2 separate regions of the Homo sapiens genome follow, and region 1 is linked to region 2. A link is an interaction called in ENCODE POLR2A ChIA-PET data of the cell type or tissue named here. Cell type or tissue: OCI-LY7. All regions are shown on one strand. Links, peaks and the distances in the headings refer to the core of each region. The heading gives the core; the rest is flanking DNA.

Region 1 (6,507 bases), core at 963-5,962, 120 kb before region 2:
CCTTGGCCTCCCAAAGTTCTGGGATTACAGGCATGAGCCACCATGCCTGGCAGGCAGGTCTGTGATAAAGCTCTTCATGAAAATGTTTCATTCATTACAATTAATTTTGTCCCACTGCTGCAATGAGCCATGATCATGATTGCACCACTGCACTCCAGCCTGGCCAATAAAGCCGAGACCCTGTCTCAAAAAATAACCCAAAACTGGTAACTTGAAAGTTTATTGTTGTATAGGAATTCTTTGTACATTCTAGATATGAATCCTTTGTCAAGATATATACTGCATAAATCTCCCAGTTTGTGATTTACCTTTTTTATTCTCCCAGTAGTATCTTTAGATGAAAAGAAAGGTCCTAATTTTAATGTAGTACAGTTTATTAATTTTCTTTTTACGGTTAACATCTTTTATGTTGTTTAAGAAATCTTCATGGGAGTTGAGGGATGAGAAATTACTTAATGCGTACAACGTACACTATGGTTTTACACTAAAAGCTCACACTTCACACTTGTACACATCATAGATACATAGTATATATCCATGTTAAAAAAACTTGTACCACATAAATGTATAGCAATAAGAAAAAAGAAAGAAATGTTTGTCTTCTGCAAAGGTACAAAAAGATACTTTAGTTTTTTCCCTGAAATTTCTTCATTTAACTTTTCTTATTGGGATCTGTAATCCATCTGGAATTGATTTTGGTGTGTAGTGTGAGGCAGGGGTTAAAATGCATTTTTTTCCACATTACTGTTGGATTCAGCATCATTTACTGGAAAGACTGTCCTTTCCCTACTACTCTGTAGTATCACCTTGGTCATAAATGAGGTGACTGTATTTGTGTGTGTTTGTTTCTAGACTCTGATGTTCCCTTGGTCACTTTGCCTTTACTTATATTATACTGTCAATTATTATAACTGCAATAGATTCATCTGTGTCTTCAGTATTTTTTCAGGATTACCTTGGCTATTGTTAACTACCGCAATTTCCATGTACATTGTAGAATCAGCTTGTGAGTTTCCCCTTCCAAAAAAAATCACATACTAAGATGTTCATTGGGTTTGCATTAAATTGATAGTTTAGAGAGAATTATTATCTTTATAATATTAATCTTCTAAACCATGATCATGGTAAATCTCCCTGTTTATTTAGATCTTTAATTTCTCTTAATGTTTTATAATTTTCAGCATAGAGGTCTTGCCTATCTTTCATTAGAGTTGTTATTCCTTCTTATTTGGTGCTTTTAAACGCTAGTGGTAAAGACTATTCTAAACTTAATGTTTTATTTTCTAATTGTGCCTGGAATATGGAAATACAATTTCTTTTTTTCTCCTTCTAGCATATTAGCTTGTACCACAGGACCATGCTAAGTATACTTATCTTTAGGATTTTTTATGTTATAGAATCATGTTTCTTCAAATAATGAGAGTTGTGTTTTTTTCTTTCCTTATACTGGCTGGGGTCCCCCAGTACAGTGTTGAATAGGATGATAATAGAATCCTTTTTTGTTGTTGTTGTTTTCTAGGTCTTGGAGAAGCATTCAGTACTTTTGTGATTAAGTATTCTTTGCTAAGGTTTTTCTGTAGATAACCTTTGTCAAATTAAGGAATTTACTTACTTTCCCCAGTTTACTGGGATAAATAAAATCTAGCATGATATATTATTCTTTTTTTTATTGCTGGATTTGATTTGCTAATGTTTTGAGATTTTTTTTAATCTACGCTCATGAGAAGGATTACCTTATAATTTTCTTTTCTTGTCAGGTATTTGTTGGTGTTTTGCCATCAAGGCTTTGTTGGCCACATAAAAAGAAATGTTTGTTCTTTTTCTATTCTCTGAAAAAGGTTACTGTCAAGTTGATTTTTTTTTTCTTACGTATTCACAGATAATTATGCTTTCATCCTGGGACCTTTTTCTATTTCGTATTTGTAGCCACCCACATAGCCTTTTATAGCGAATTGCATCCAGTGCATGCTTAGTTTGTTGAATAAATAAGCATATCTTTTCCTTGTTGGTTCCAGTAGCTTACTTATTTTTCACCAGCATCAAAGTAGATCAGGTCCTTACCATATCTGGGGGCCTGCAGTGACACTATTGACTTCCTTTTTTACCCAGTTGTCTACCTCAGACCATCCTTTCATTACCGCCAGCTAATCTTTAAAAATCATTCTTCTTTATTGTTTAATTTTAATTTTCATTAAAGTAATACATGTAAATATTATGGATATCAAACTGTTCTACCTGGCTTGTAACAAAAAACAAGCCTACTGCTCTACTCTGCTGCTCTCAGTTCCCATGCTTAGAAGCATTCACAACTATTTTCACTTATTTTAAAATAAACTTGCTTAAAAATGCTATTTCTTGATTTTTCTCTTTTAGACGTTAAACATTGACTTCCTTTGGAAGATAAAGATTTTGCTATCTTAAACCATATGTCGCCAAAATACACGTGTGAATTTTCTTTCCATCCTCCCCAGCATAGTTATGAACTTTCCAGAATTCGAGGCACAAGTTTGCAGATAGAAAGGACCCACCTGTGACTAGTGCCATAATTTTTTTAAGTCTAGACTTAATTACTTATTATTTATGGCTATGAACATATTACTGTTAGGTACATTTCTTTCTAAAACTTTTTTCCTCCCTGCAGAGTTAATACTTGTGTAATGTAAATATTGTTTCAATAAATGGATATGCATCAAGCAGTCCATCTATTTGTCTTCATAATTAAAATCACATCTCTGGGTTTCTTCATCATCTTGCTGCAGTCTGGATTTGCTTGGTTTCTAGGCTAACTTCATTTCTCCATTGTCCTGGGAGTATACAGATGCTGAACCTGCTATTTCCTGGACTCCATTTCTTCTGGTTTTCTTAAGAGAGACCATTTTCTAGCAGCTTCTTGAAAGGGGCTCATCATAAAAGGTTAAAATTCTTGATCTTGTTTGAATTTTTTTTCCTCCTCACACTTGGTTGATAATTTGCTTTCATGTTTTATAGCTGTTTTCTCTCAGAATTTCGAAAATAGAACTCCATTGTCTTTGAGCATCTTGTGTCATTGGGAAGTTTGATGTGACTGTGATTTCAGTCTTTGTATGCTGTCCTTTTCCTTTTTCCTCCAGAAGCTTTTAACATGTTCTTTCCCCTCAATGTCCTAGAATTTGATACTGTGCCTTTGTTTGATTCCTCCCTTCTTTCCTTTTTTCTTTCTCTCCACTCTCCCTCCCCCAGCCCTTTCCTCTTCCCCTTTCTCATCATTCCCTTCTTTTCCCCTTCTCCTTCCCCTTCTTTCCCTTCTTCTTCCTTTCTAGTCCTTTTCCCCTTGAGCTTGGGGGAAGCATTCAATACTTTGTGATTAAGTATTCTTTGCTAAGGTTTTTCTGTAGATAACCTTTGTCAAATTAAGGAATTTAACTTCTTTTCTCAGTTTGCTGGAATAAATAAAATTTAGCATGGTACATTCTTTTTATTTATTGCTGGATTTGATATGCTAATGTTTTGTTTTAAGATTTATTTTTTTAATTGGCCAGGTGCAGTGGCTCACGCCTGTAATCCCAGCACTTTTGGAGGCTGAGGCGGGCAGATCATGAGGTCAGGAGTTCAAGGCCAGCCTGGCCACCATGGTGAAACCCCATATCTACTAAAAATACAAAAATTAGCCTGGCATGGTGACGGGTGCGAGTAATCCCAGCTACTCAGGAGTCTGAGGCAGGAGAATCACGTGAAACCGGAAGGTGAAGGTTGCAGTGAGGCGAGATTGAGCCACTGCACTCTAGCCTGGGCGAAAGAGCAAAACTCCGTCTCAAAAAAAAAAAAAAAAGATTTTTAAAATCTATGCTCGTGCTTTCCCTTCCCCTTCCCTTCCTTCTCATTGAACTGGTTACTAGGTTGATCCTTTCTGTCTAGAAGTCTACACCTTAAATTCTGGAATGTTTTCTTGTGTTGTTTCTTTGATAATTTATTTTTCATTTTCCTATTTTGGAGCTTTTTATTTTTATGCTGAACCTTCTTGACTGTAGCTGTATTTTTCTCACCTATTATCCATCTCTTTGTGTTTTTGTTATACTTTCTGAGGAGAGCTTCTCAAATTTGTCTCCCAACCCTCTTGTTGCATTTTTCTTTGAAATTTTTGGATATCATGTTTTTAATTTCCAAGGGCTCTTTTTTGTTCTCCAAATGCTCTGCCCCTCTGAAGACAGCCTATTCTTTAGGTTTTTTGTTTTTTTTTTAATTGGTATTTATTTGTTTTCTTCTGCTTTTGTGTCTTTTTCTCCAAGTTCCTTTGTTGTGTTTGTCTTGGGCTTCAAATTTAAAGATAGAGGTTTTCTTTAAATATTTGGTGATCCTTAGCTGTTTGTATTTAGTATGAGGCTTAAAAATACTGAGAACATTGCTGTGTAATTTCTTACACATATTTTCAATTAGTACTCCTCTTTCAGCCCCAGCCACATAACTCCTACCTTTGTTCCATTCTAAAATACCTGGTGCTTCCACTTTCTGAGCTAATTAATTTCATTGTTAGCTTCACTGGCTGTAGGCCTTTAGCTTTCTCTGGGCTACTGTGTCATTATCCCTGGTCTATCTATTCTCCAGCTTCCAAAATTTATATCACTTTCCTGCTCTCTTCTGTTCTTCTGCCTTCTTTGTCCTTATGGGTTTATACCTTCAAAATTATTTTCTTTTTCTTTCTTTCTTTTTTTTTTCCTGAGACAGGGTCTCACTCTGTCACCCAGGCTGCAGTGCAGTGTGAACTTGGCTCACTACAGCCTTGACCTCCCTGGCTCAAGGAATTCTCCCATCTCAGCCTCCTGAGTACCTGGACTACAGGCGCATGCCACCATGCCTGGCTAATTTTTATATTTTTTGTAGAGATGGCATTTTGCCATGTTGCCCAGGCTGATGTCGAACTCCTAGGCTCACGTGATCCTCCTGCCTCAGCCTCCCAGATTACTGAGATTACAGGTGTGTGCCACTGCACCCGGCCTAAAATTTTTTCAATCACCATATTAGTAGAGTTTTAGGAGAGAATATATAAGTAAACTTGTGCTTAGCCTACCATCTGAATGTTGACTCAGGCAATGCCTTCCCATCTGGAATATCTCCCCACTTTTCTTCATTTATTAAAAAGTTGGCATTTTGCTTGCCTCTTTCCTGAAACTTTCCTTGATACTTCCAAAATATCAGCTAATGTCTTTGTTTGACTGAACTCATGACTTAGGAACCGTGAACTTTCTATAAATATTTGAAGGACTGTTATGAAAAAGAAGGAATGAGTATATTTTTTCTTTTTGAGTGAGGGAGAAACTGAATAAAGCAGGGTGGGGGGTATGAACACAGATTTTAGCCCACTGTATAAAAGAACTTTCTCACTGTGCAACAATAGCAGAAGTTGCCTCCTCAGAGTCTGGATGACTCTATGTCTGAGATGATTAGAAATAATTCTTACCTTGGGGTGAGTCAGTCATTTTTTCTAATTGTGTTCTGAGAAGCCAGGTGGGGTGAGAGTGAAGCTGTTCTTCATAAATGCCTCAGGTATACTCAGAACTCTGGGTCCACCACCACTGCTCCTCCAGAGAAGTGCCATTTTTATCTGTTGTATATATAAGTTAGGGTTTTTCAAACTACTGTTCTAAGTTCTTTTCTACATTTCTATGAACTAGAATATTTACTGCACATTGGGCACTTACTTGCTCTTGATTGCATATTAATATCTAGTTTATTGGCTGTTTTCTAGTGTATGTCTTACCATGATTTTTAAGTTTTGTGGTAGAGATCTTGTTTTTTTTTTCTTTTCTCTACCTGTAGAATCTAACTGGTAGTCAGTAAATAATTACCAAAAGTATAACTTGACCCACATGAGTCATTTCTGTTGAATTTTCTCCTTTTCCAAGGTGCTAACCGGATAGTATTAGAAGACTCCAATATCTTGCAGCCTGTGGGACTTACTGTGTTTGAAAACTGGCTCTATTGGATTGATAAACAGCAGCAAATGATTGAAAAAATTGACATGACAGGTCGAGAGGGTAGAACCAAAGTCCAAGCTCGAATTGCCCAGCTTAGTGACATTCATGCAGTAAAGGAGCTGAACCTTCAAGAATACAGTAAGTGTTAATGGGATAAAGCTAATTGGAGGAATCATGTGTTATAATAAATTAATATGTACTTTTGTGGATTTTTAAACTCTGTTTCCTTGAAGACTTTCATGCACTTTTAGTTTTGCCATTTTTTTGAACTCTCCATGCTTTTTTTTTTTTGGAGACGGAGTCTCACTCTGTCGCCCAGGCTGGAGTGCAGTGTCACGATCTTGGCTCACTGCAGCCTCTGCCTCCCGGGTTCAAGTGATTCTCATGCCTCAGCCTCCAGAGTAGCTGGGATTACAGGTGCATGCCACCATGCCTCGCTAATTTTTTTTTTTTTTAATTTTTAGTAGAAGCAGGGTTTCACCATGTTGTCCAGGCTGATCTCGAACTTCTGACTTGAAGTGATCTGCCCACCTTGGCCTCCCAAAGTGCTGGGATT
Region 2 (6,507 bases), core at 983-5,982:
CTCTCTCTCTTTTTTTTCTTTTTTTAAGAAACAGGGTCTCACTCTGTCACCCAGGCTGGAGTGCAGCAGCACAATCTTAGCTCACTGTAGCCTGAAGCTCCTGGGCTCAAGGGATCCTCCTGCCACAGCCTCCCAAGTAGCTGGAACTATAGGTGCATGCCACCACACCTAGCTAATTTTTAAAATTTTTTGTAGAGATGAGGTCTTGCTATATTGCCCAGGCTGGTTTTGAACTCCTGGGCTCAAGCGATCCTCTTGCCTCAGCCTCTCCTAAGATGCTGGGATTACAGGCATGAGCTACTGCACCTTGCCCCTGCTACCTATTCTCTACTAGGCTTTGTGAAAACATTACCCTGTACATGTGCAGTTTTGTTTTCAACTAGATTCAGGTGGTCTCCTCTGCAGATTTTTGGATTTCTGCTCTGTGCAGCTCCTGCCTCTCTCGTACCCTGTCCCACACACTCAATCCCTGCAGCAGCCCTAACCTTCGGTCTCTTTCCTCCATCCTCAGTTTGGGCTCCACTTCCGCGTGCTGTGGTTGGAAAGCCCCAGGCAGGAGGCCAGAGTAAATGTGGGTTTCACCTCTTGTGTTTCTTCTCTCAAGCATCACATCCCTGCACCATCTGTAGCGTTGCACCTGAAAACAGTTTCATATAATTCGTCCAGTTTTATTGTTGTTTATGGCAGGAGGGCACAACCAATACCCCTTACTGTGTCGTGGTGACAACCACAAGTTAGACCAGACATCATTAGTTTATTTTATAGTTAAGGGAACTGAGGCTCAGAGCACAGAAGCACTTTGCTCAAGATCATCTGGGAACCAGCTGAGTAAGGGCTAGGACTCAGGTTAGAGCCTATTAGAGCCCCATTAGGGGCTCTTGACGTTACTTCCACTTTTTGTTTCCCACTTTCCTTTCCTATCTTGTTCCCCTTCGAGGAGAATATACGGTCATCTTGTGTCCACCTTGGTGTCCCCATTTCTGTCATATTTCACATTGACTCTCATTTTCACGGCTTTGAACTTTGCTCTGTCTTATCTGGAAAATTCTATATTTTAGACCTCCTCCCCTTTTTGCTTCCATTTTTGTCAGAATATCTATGTTGCTTATCAATTATTGTATTTTCTCAGTATCAAGCACCGTGCTTGGCACGTAGACATCTCTTGATAAATGTTTGTCGATGGGACCAAGGAAGAAATGAGTATCATTTTATCCTTTTTTTTTTTTTTTTTGAGACAGAGTCTCACTTCTTTCACCCAGGCTGGAGTGCAGTGGTGCGATCTCAGCTCACTGCAACCTCTGCCTCCCAGGTTCAAGTGATTCTCGTGCCTCAGCCTCAGTAGCTGGTATTATACAGGTGTGTGCCACGATACCTGGCTAATTTTGTGTATCTTTAGCAGAGACAGGGTTTTGCTATTTTGGCCAGGCTGGTCTCAAACTTCTGGCCACAAGTGATTCACTCGCCTTGGCCTCCCAAAGTGTTGGGATTACAGGCGTGAGCCACTGCGCCTGGCCTTATTCATCTTTTGACCCTTTTCCGCCATGTGTCATTGAAAACAGGTGCGCTGTGAGGTCCAGGTGAGGAGCAAAAGTCTGCAGGCGTTGGCAGGGAGAGCCCCTGGCATGGTGTGCCCTTCACACACAGCCAGAACATGCTTGTCTCTTGATACGGGCTGTTGGCTGAGAATTCATGCATTTCTTTGTTATTCTTGTCATACTGGAATTAACCTACAGCCTTTTTTTCGCTTTCTATATCTTTCCTTCTCCTGGCAACAGTTTCATAAAGATCCCTTTCATTATCCATTTCAATCATGCCACTAAGATCTATCCACTTCTTTCTTTTAATTTTATCATCACTCTTTCCTCCCTACATTTCTAGCACACACTAGAATCTCGTATGCAATTTATTTCTGCTGTATCTTTCTCTTTTCCCCATTTCCATCTCTGGATGCTTTTCTAGAAACCTCTCTGTGGTACTTTACATTTCATCATTTCGATTCCAATGTATTCATCCTGGTTTCTCTGTTTATTGCTTTGCTTGAGGGACTCTGCTTATCTCTTCAAAGCCTTTGATTTCAGGGCCACTTTCCTTGAGCATCTGCTCACATCATTTTCCTACTTGTCCACCACTGCCAGCCAGGGAAGATCAGAGGCCTGCCCTCCCGCTGATCTCCCCTCTTTTGTTTTTAATCCCTTCTTGTTCCATCAGGAATTTCCTCCCTTCTTTATACCACTGCCAAACTTAGGTTTTCAGAGGTGAATTTTGGCTGTTAACTTCATAAAATACAAATGGAAACATCATTCCTGTTGCGTCACAACCTCTGTTCTTTCTTGTACCTAGAAACTGGGCCACCCTCCTGGCTCAGTTTCCATTTGGTAGCCATGTGGCAGCAGCTGGTATGTGTGTTTAAATAAACCCCATTCAGTTCTGTGCTCTTGAAACCTGCATTATTTGGTTTGTTGGGCACTCGTCTTAGATTTCCCATTTCATTTTTTTCTCAAGAATCCGTGGAAATCTTCCTCTACTCCTTCCACCTGTACCTTTCTTGTGGCGTTTAGGAAGCGGATCATATGTTTGTACATAGCTTTTCTCTTGAAAATTTCATTAGGGGGCTCTATGGATTTCTTTCGGGGAACATGCATTTCCATGAAGTGAATCGTTTTGCTTTTTTAGGTCATAAGCATTGTTATGTATCATCAGATCCAGATCCCATAAGTCTTTGGAAGGTTCTTATAATAAACTGTAAACAAAAATCTCACTCTGAAAATTGTCTGGTAAGGAAATCCACAGAGCCAGTTCCTTTCCTAGTTCCTGGTGAATAAACTGCTTCAAACAGGTAATACCTAGATTTCTTACACAAATGTACACCCAGTTTTTCCTTCCCTAGGGTCCTCTTGTCTTCTTTTTAGTGTTTCTTTTCTCACATTGCTTCTTTGAATTACTCTTTATCCTCTTTATATGACTTTAATTAGGCTTTGAAGCCTTCTTTTACATTTCTTTTTCTTTGCTTTCTGTTTTCTGCCCATTCCTCCAGGACTTGGGATCCATCCATTCACAATGAGAATTTCAACAGCGATTCCTCCCTACTTCCTCTTTCATGGACCTCACAGAACTTTCCTCCTGGAGCCAGTCTTGCTGGCCCCGGTTCCTCTTCTCATTAGAAGCTATCTCTCCTAGAGTCCTTCTTGCAGCACTGACCACCACAACGTGGCTTCTGTTTTCCCTTTTCCTTTGTTTCTATCACCGGGTGAAATCAGTCTTCTCCTCTGCGTTTCCCTGAAGCTCTACTAACCCCCTTTTCCTTCCCTCCCCATCTCAGGTGGCTTCCTTGAGTTCACCAGAGCAGCTGTCCCCAGTTTCCCTTTGTTGTTTCTCCTCTCACTCCGCACCCTTGAACCCTTGAGTCCAGCCCCGCTGGTTCAGCTCATGGCATTAAGGCCTGCTCTTGGGCAGTGTGCAGAGCCTTTCTCCAGGAAAGGCCACACACTAGGTAATTACGGTTTTATTTTATTATTAATTTTATTTTATTAGTATTATTTTTCTCTCTGTCTCGCTCTGTCGCCCAGGCTGGAGTGCAGTGGTGTAATCTTGGCTCACTGCAACATCCACCTCCCAGGTTCAAGCGATTCTCCTGCCTCAGCCTCCCAAGTAGCTGGGACTACAGGCACATGCCACCACGCCCGGCTAATTTTTGTATTTTTAGTAGAGACAGGGTTTCACCATGTTGCCCAGGATGGTCTCAAACTCCTAACCTCAGGTGATCTACCTGCCTCGGCCTCCCAAAGTGCTAGGATTCAAGACGTGAGCCACCTCGCCCAGCAGATAATTATGTTTTTATTCTCAACACCTGCATGTTTCACTTCCTGATATGCTCAGATGATTTATGGAAGCTCATCTTTTTCCATTTCCCCCAACTCTTATTGGAGTATAATTGACAAATAGAAATTGTATGTAGTTAAGGTGTACAACCGATGTTTTGAGATATGTATACATGATTAAATGATCACACAGTCAAGCTATTAACATCTCTATCACCTCACATAGTAGTCATTTTCTCTTATTTTGTGATGGGAGTACTTAAGATCTTACCTCTTAGCAAGTTTCAAGTGTACAATACAGTATTATTAACTATAGTCACCGTGCTGTACGATAGACCTCCAGAAATTATTCATCTTGCATAACTAAAACTTTTTACCTTTTGACCAACATCTCCCCATTTTCCCTCCCTATTACCCCCTGGCAACCACTGTTCTGCTCTCTGCTTCTGTGAGTTTGATTATTTTAGATTTTTTGCATAAGTCAGATCATGCAGTATTTGTCTTTCTGAATCAGGCTTATTTCACTTAGCATAATGTCCTCCAGGTTCATCCATGTTGCAAATGACAGGATCCTGCCCCCGGCCCTTTAACGCTGAATAATACTCCATTGTATATATGTGTGTGTGTGTGTGTATATATATATATATATATATATATATTTTACATTTTCTTTATCCATTCATCCATTGATGGACATTTAGGTTGTCTCCATATCTTTTGAGCCTCATCTTTTGCAGGCTTTCATCTTATACAAAAAGTATAGGAAAGTATCTCAAACTTTTCTGATAACAGTTCAGTTTTCTATTTCCCAGTCTAAACTCCATAGCAGCCAACCATTATTGGTCTACCAAGATGGTTAATACCTTGCCAAATCTCATTAACTGAATCATAATGTCTTTATGAACAAAGCTCCTAGATTTCACCAGACAGCTATTCTAGTGTTCTGACCCCTTTTTACTGCTAAAGTCTCTGAAATACATCAGGTTTCTGAATATTCTGATGGTCTGAACTTACTACTCATTTCTAGGAAGGTCTGCAAGTCTGTACTTTGGGTTCATGCATAATGAATGAAAACCAGGGTCTCCACCACACGTCTCAGACTGCAAGGGATTTTAGAAGGTGCTGCGTGGTTGCTATTTCCATTGTCTGGGCAATAATGGAGAACTCTTGTGACGTACAGTTTCCTATAGCATCTGGAGCAAAGCCAAAATTTTGATATGTTCTTTTCCAGAACTTCTCTAAGTTTGGGGACACTTTTAGTGTCCAGACCCGTGGGATCAGGAATTCTTTGTTTACATTTATGGTTGGTTTTATGGTTGGTAGAACTGATGACTATTTAATTGGTGCAGTAAGAGATCACCCCGCTTCAAACCCATTGGGTCCATATGATTGCATCAGCAGGTATTGGGTATGACCGCTTCGAGCTCTGTTGCCTGGTTTGTGAGACCCTGGCTTCAAGACACTCCTGTTAAAAGGCAAATATCCTTGAAGAGTCCTATTAGATAATTTCCTAGGGAGGGGCCTGGCCATTCCATTGCCTTTGGAGTCAGATGAACATGGATTCCCATTCTGGCTCTTCTACTTACGAGGTGAATGACCTACAAAGTCTTTGAGCCTCAGTGTCCTTTTCTGTAAAAACAGACATAACAAAACCTACTTCATTGGATTGTTCTCACCGTTCAGTGAGGGCTTTGGAAGGGTATTGTTATGACAAAGTGCTATGTAAAGGGCAGTAAATTGTCCCTCTTTTTGTTTCTTCCTCTTGCCTTAACCTTCTTGAGTGTGTGTGTAGAGGGGGGCCTCGCTGGCATCCAGGACATACAATAAATAAAGAGACAGGATGGTTATAAGAATACAGCGCTTGGGGCAGATGGAAAAATTCTGCCCCAAGGTAGACAGGGCAGCATAGGACTAAGGGCGAGAACTATGTGAAATAGGCCAGGCGCGGTGACTCATACCTATAATCCCAGCACTTTGGGAGGCTGAGGCGAGTGGATTGCTTGAATCCAGGAGTTTGAGTTCAGCCTGAGCAACATAATGAGACCATATCTCTATAAAAAATAAAAAAATTAGTCAGGCAGGGCCGCTAATGAATGGTGGTGGTGTGCTCCTGCAGTCCTGGCTACTCAGGAGGCCGAGGCTCAGGGAGGATCGCTTGACCCAGAAGGTTGAGGCTACAGTGAGCTGTGATTTTACCACTGCACTCCAGCCTGGGCGACAGAGTGAGAGCCTGTCACCCCACCAAAAAAAAAAAAAAAGAAAGAAAAAAGTGAAAGAAACCCTCATGTCGGGTGAAAGGGTCCCTTTCTCCTCTTTTGTGGAAGGTGGGTGTCAGCACTTGTTTTATTGCAGGAGGTGGGGAGGCAGTATTGTATGTTTCTTTGATTGAAATGTTGTTGCTGTTGTTGTTGTTGTTTTGGATGGACTAGAACAGTATTAAGACAAGAAAGGTGCCAGATGCAGTGGCTCATGCCTGTAGTCCTCAACTTGGGAGGCTGAGGCAAGAGGATCGCTTGAGCCCAGGAGTATGAGGCTGCAGTAAGCCATGATTGTGCCACTGCACTCCAGCCTTGGTGACGGAACAAGAGACCCTGACTCTAACAGAAAAAAAAAAAAAAAAAAAAAAAAAGACAAGGAAGAATGTTAGATTGCAAAGGCAAAGGTATAGGACATAGAATTGTGCACAGAA

What was found. ChIA-PET counts read pairs that join two places held together with the same protein. Peaks named below come from ENCODE experiments on the same cell type or tissue, not always from the same donor. Only the 100,000 strongest peaks of a DNase experiment are listed, where the experiment ranks them.
Region 1: POLR2A ChIA-PET joins it to region 2 with 7 read pairs; 2 of 35 experiments call an interaction of 5 or more read pairs at or near these places.

Annotation. Positions count from the first base shown.
Region 1 is chr12:12,137,907-12,144,413 of GRCh38, reverse strand. LRP6 (LDL receptor related protein 6) reads left to right here. Exons shown (of 23, transcript NM_002336.3): 16 at 5,880-6,089. Among named protein-coding and RNA genes, the nearest start is that of MIR1244-4, 29 kb to the right of the region's middle. In OCI-LY7, for the core only: no CTCF peak of the experiment used is centred there; no DNase peak of the experiment used is centred there.
Region 2 is chr12:12,019,351-12,025,857 of GRCh38, reverse strand. No RefSeq gene overlaps it. Among named protein-coding and RNA genes, the nearest start is that of BCL2L14, 48 kb to the left of the region's middle. RefSeq lists an enhancer at 1,746-1,795. In OCI-LY7, for the core only: no CTCF peak of the experiment used is centred there; DNase peaks (open chromatin) are centred at 1,627, 2,363 and 3,867; H3K4me3 peaks cover 2,487 bases; H3K27ac peaks cover 4,121 bases.